Linked DNA regions of Homo sapiens: region 2 is linked to region 1. Evidence: read pairs that join two places in POLR2A ChIA-PET (ENCODE). Cell type or tissue: Panc1. All regions are shown on one strand. Each heading gives the region's core, and the rest is flanking DNA. Links, peaks and the distances in the headings are about the cores only. Region 1 overlaps UACA (uveal autoantigen with coiled-coil domains and ankyrin repeats). Region 2 overlaps UACA (uveal autoantigen with coiled-coil domains and ankyrin repeats).

What was found. ChIA-PET counts read pairs that join two places held together with the same protein. Peaks named below come from ENCODE experiments on the same cell type or tissue, not always from the same donor. Only the 100,000 strongest peaks of a DNase experiment are listed, where the experiment ranks them.
Region 2: POLR2A ChIA-PET joins it to region 1 with 6 read pairs; 4 of 35 experiments call an interaction of 5 or more read pairs at or near these places.

The regions. Positions count from the first base shown.
Region 1 is chr15:70,753,930-70,756,736 of GRCh38, forward strand. The region is part of intron 1 of UACA (uveal autoantigen with coiled-coil domains and ankyrin repeats); the gene reads right to left. Among named protein-coding and RNA genes, the nearest start is that of UACA, 8.2 kb to the right of the region's middle. In Panc1, for the core only: no CTCF peak of the experiment used is centred there; no DNase peak of the experiment used is centred there; H3K27ac peaks cover 2,283 bases.
Region 2 is chr15:70,689,593-70,692,399 of GRCh38, forward strand. UACA (uveal autoantigen with coiled-coil domains and ankyrin repeats) reads right to left here. Exons shown (of 19, transcript NM_018003.4): 4 at 1,707-1,771; 5 at 862-919. Among named protein-coding and RNA genes, the nearest start is that of SALRNA2, 56 kb to the left of the region's middle. In Panc1, for the core only: no CTCF peak of the experiment used is centred there; no DNase peak of the experiment used is centred there; H3K27ac peaks cover 1,186 bases.

The DNA.
Region 1 (2,807 bases), core at 101-2,600:
CGAGTAGCTGAGACTACAGGTGCCCACCACCATGCCTGGCTAATTTTTGTATTTTTAGTGGAGACAGGGTTTCATCATGTTGCCCAGGCTGGTTTCGAACTCCTGACCTCAAGTGATCCGCCCACCTCGGCCTTCCAAAGTGTTGGGATTACAGGCGTGAGCCACTACGCCCAGCCTATATTTGGTTTTCTACAATGAACATGTATGACTTTTGTGGGACAGTCATTTATCCTAACTGGTTGAGACATTCACCTGCGCTCTCTCAAGGATACCTGGCCAGGTCCCATTCAATTACAGACAGTCCCCAACTTATGATGGTTAGACTTAGGATTTTTTGACTTTACAACAGTACAAAAGCTACATGCATTCAGCAGAAACTGTATGTACTTTGAGTACCCGTACAACTATTCTGTTTTTTCACTTTCAATAGAGTATTCGGTATTGAATTCATGAGATATTCAATACTTTCTTATAAAATAGGCTTTGTGTTAGATGATTTTGCCCAACTGGAGGCTAAGTGTTCTGAGCATGTTTAAAGAAGGTTAGGCTAAGCTATGATGTTGTGTAGGTTAGGTGTCTTAAATGCATTTCGACTTACAATATTTTCAACTTAAACTGGGTTTACCAAGACATAACCCCATAATAAGTCAAGGAGCATCTGTATAAAAATACAACTCATCGATCCTTTGCCAGTGCCTTTGGTCACTCAGCTACATCAGTTCATCTTCTGCATATCATCTTGGAGACTGTATCATTTGAAAATAAGTCAATGTCAACAATATTTAGGATTTCTGACAATAAAACAAAGCCAACAGACAAAACTGTTTGTGTGACTACAAACAATCCAATTTATTCTTGTGTTTTGGGGCTACATTTTTAAGCCTGGAAGAGACATTATCTTTTCTAATGATATAAAAGCTATATAAAGCTTTTAATTGTATTATGATTAAGGAAAATAAGGCAATGAGTATTATATCCTATTGTTCCATTTATAATTTCAGGCAGCACATTTCAACCATCCATTTTTAGGCAAATTCCCCACAGAAATCAATTTGACTTCCTTTGCATAAATAAGCACGTGCAGGTGGAAATTTCAATAATATGCTGTATCCTTTAGGTGGCAGGACAAACATTTGCAAAACTGTAACAGGACAGTAAAAGTTTCCATATGATAGTGATGAAACAATACATGTTATAACGTTCAAATCTATTATTCTTGGATCTAGTTTACCAAAGATACAAACATAAGTTAAACAGGGCTGATAAAATCAAAATTTTGCTGGCTATTAGCTAATTCTAGAGAGGAAGGGAGAAGCAGAAAGATGAACTTATAAACTCACTAATAGGATAATTTCTGAAGATGAAACTTTCATGACTAGTCAGTTCTCTCTGAACAGTGATCTAAACTTGTCAAGTAATTTAAATTTTAATTCAAGGTTTAAAAAAAAAAAAGAATGAGGCCGGGGGCAGTGGCTCACGCCTATAATCTCAACAATTAGGGAGGCCGAGGTGGGTGGATCGCCCGAGGTCAGGAGTACAAGACCAGCCTGGCAAACATGGTGAAACCCCATCTCTACTAAAAACACAAAACTTAGCCAGGCATGGTGACAGGAGCCTGTAGTACCAGCTACTCGGGAGGCTGAGGCAAGAGAATCTCTTGAACCCGAGAGGCAGAGGTTGCAGTGGGCCAAGATTGCGCCACTGCACTCCAGCCTGAGCGACAAGAGGGAGACTTATTCTCAAAAATAAAAAAAAAAAAGAATGAATGAAAACCTTCCTTTACCACAATCCCCAAGCTGCACGCCCTCTAACTCCCTATTTTCAATAGAATTCTTATTTGAAGATTTGTCTATGCCTCATCTGTGCCATCCTCTACCATAAAACCAGAATTAGTTTCCAAATCTGATGCTCCCTCAGCTGTATAATTTCACAGCTCCATACCACTGCATTTGCTCTTCTTTTGCTTGGAAAGCCACTGAAATTGTCTTTCTGGCCCAAGCTCACACTCTACCTTTCAACCTTTTTATGGGCTCACTCTACACTCTATGTGCCCCCACAGCAATTTATACCGACTTCTATAATAACTGTTAACATGCCATATTCATTTATTTTTTATATCTAGCTCTTAAAATTCTTGAAGGCTGTGACTAGCTCTTTCTAATTACAGTACAGAAATTTTAGGACATACGCTAAATACAACAGTATCACAAAAGTGAATAAGCATCATGAACCACCCAGCCGCAATTTTTTTTTTTTTGATGGAGTCTTGCTCTGTTGCCCAGGCTGGAGTGCAATGGCATGATCTCAGCTCACTGCAACCTCCGCCTCCCAGGTTCAAGCAATTCTCCTGCCTCAGCCTCCCTAGTAGCTGAGACTACAAATGACCATGCCCAGCTAATTTTTGTACTTTTAGTAGAGACAAGGTTTTACCATGTTGGCCAGGCTGGTCTCGAACTCCTGACCTCAAGCGATCTGCCCACCTCGGCCTCCCAAAGTGCTGAGATTACAGGCATGAGCCACTGTACCCAGCCCCAAATGCAGTTACTAACTCAAGACCAATCCTATTGCAACTATACCCCCAACTTACTATCCCCACCCACCCAAAGATTATTTTGAAGGAAATCCCAGACTCCAAAATATTTCTTTGAAAGATAAAGACTCAGCTGGGCGAGGTGGCTCATGCCTGTAATCCCAGCACGTTGGGAGGCCAAGGCAGGTGGATCACCTGAGGTCAGGAGTTCAACACCAGCCTGGCCAACATGGCAAAACCCTGTCTCTACCAAAAATACAAAAATTAGCCAGGCATG
Region 2 (2,807 bases), core at 95-2,594, 64 kb before region 1:
AGTATAATATGTCTTCAGTGCAGACCACCTTAATCTACTGCATATATTCCATATACATGAAAAGAGAAAGTAGACTGTTTTTTTTCCTTTGGCCTTATAGTTAAATGTAGGAATATCAGACTTAGCAAGAGGTCAGGCTATCTTACATTCCAAAAATACCTAAATATATAACTTTTTTCAAAGTACTTTCTTTAAGACACCTAAAGAATAATGCAAATAAATTTAGACACACAAGTATAATAAAATCTCTAAAAATCAGTATAAATCTCTTTTAAAATATAGCACATTACAGTGATATGAAATTCAGCACTGACATCTCTAAAGGAAAACAACTACCACCATTAATTAAGAAATTATTATGTGCCAGGCACTACTTATGATTTGATTATACTTATTAATACTACTTATTGCAGTAGTATTATTAACTTCATTTTGCAAATGAGAAAAAAGAGGTTCAGACATGTTAATTAGGTAAACATAGTTTAAGGAAAGTCTTCTTCCCATTTCTCCAATTCCCAAAGACATGAAACACACACACGCACACACATTCTCTCTCTGTTTCCCTCTCTCTCTCTCTCTCACACACACACACACACAGCTTGGAGCTCCTTGTGAGCAGGATTATAGTTTATCTACCTTTGTACCTTTAGTATCTAGCAAGCTGACTGGCCTGTAAATACTGACTGAATGAATCTTTTTAAGCGGTATAATCTAATAAATCTCTAATTTGTGCAAACAGGTTTTTAATATTCTTTGTTTCTCCATGAATTATATAAATATCTATGTGTTAAAACCCTGAAATTAATTCAAATGACTAGACATTTTAACAAATATTTGTATCCAAGGGAAACCACTGCTCACCGGCATCGTGAAGTGCAGTTCTTCCCTGCAGGTCTGCATGCTCAGTGGGACAATTGTACTGTTAAAGTAAAGAAAACTTAGTAAAGTAGGAGAGTTTTATTTTAAAATTAGATATCCAGACTCAGATGAACAGCTGTTATTTAATCTTAAAATATTCCACTTATCAAAGAAGCTAAAGACTATCCGACAATCCATGAAATATGCTGACATGGAACAAATACAGTAACATTATATAACTAAATTAACAATGTTTCACCAAACAGGAAACATATGGTACATTATAATGAATGGCATGAAATACAGGAAAATATGTATTGTTTGGGGTTTTTTTTTCCACCAAGAATTAAAACTTGAGATACTGAATCAGAAAAGCAGGTGAGTTCTGCTATGAAACTTAGTGAATATGTTTATAAAAATGTATGACTGAAATATTTGATGGGAACTTTAGCCAACTAGTTAGAATTTTGTGGTTATCTGATTAAAAATGTAATAATATTATGTAGTATAAGTTATCTGTGTTTGAATAGAAATATACAGGTCCTATGTTGTATTACTTTATCTTCCACGATAGTCTAGACAACAGAAAATTCCAACCTTCAGCTATGTCAACAGGAAGGTCAAGCCTTTGTTATTTATTTTTAATACACTGAGTTATGCAATTCACTTCCCTCAGTTTTTGCTCTTTATTGTTCACATTCCTTCACAAATGATGGAAAAAATATGTAAGCTCATAGTCAAAGTTAGTTTACTATTCTCTTTGATCTAAAATTCCAAAAACACATTAAAAGTACATCTATGATTTGTTGTCAAAATAATAAAGCTAAAGTATTAACCACTTCCACTACCTGTAGAAGTTTTTGTAGGCACAATGCATGTCCATACTTAGCAGCCAGGTGAAGAGCATTTCTCCCTATAAATAATTTAAGATACATGTGAAGGATTATTTTCTTCATATGTAAATTGAGGATTTTTATAGAAATATGATTCTTTTTTCCCAAAACTAGTTGACAACATACTTAATCTGTAAGTATACTTTCAGTTTCCAAAGATGTTTCATCTAGCTTGATATTTTAGTAAGAGATGATATACGTACCAAAACAATGAAGGTAGAAAGAAAAACTAATTATAGAAATCTATAACAAGCAGGAACTTTGTTGTATTCACTACTATATCCCCAGCATGTAGAACAGTACCTAAAACACAGCAGATAATTAAATACTGGCACAGAGAAAAGGGAAAGGAGAGAAAGACAATGAGGAAAGAAGAGAGAGAAAGAAATACCAAGATTTCACATTACATATCCAAATAGGCAGTGTGGACACTGAAAATTGAGAAAGTTAAGAAGCGTAAGGCATAGAAAGGGTATTCCTTAACTGATTTTTCATGCTTTGGCTAAAATTCAAAGTTTATTATGTAATTCTATCTCTGAAAATCAGACAACTCATGCAAATATAATTTGTATAAAATGTGCATTTTAAAGGAAATGCCAAAGGGGGTAGGGAGGAGAGGTTACCAGGTAATCTGAAAGGTTAATTCTGAATACCAGAAAAGAAACTTGTAGGAACTATCTACCTCCAAACCCTATTTTTCCTAATTATATTTCTTTATACAAACACCTCTTGGATGGTGAAAGATATAAGGATTTAACCAGGCTATTCCAACTTCTAACATTTAATGCTCTTAATTTCCCTCTAATCTCACAAACTTCTTTTCTTTTCAATTTATTCTTTTAGAGATAAGGTTTCACTCTGTCACGCAGGCTAGTGTGCAGCCTCATAGCTCAGTACAGCCTCGAATGCCTGGGCTCAAGCGATCCTCACAGCTCAGCTTCCAGAGTAACAGGGACTATAGGCTCGTGCCACCATGTGCAGCTAATTTGTTTAATTTTGTGTAGAGACAGGGGCTCACTGTATTGCCCAAAGTGGTCTTGAACGCCTGGCCTCAAG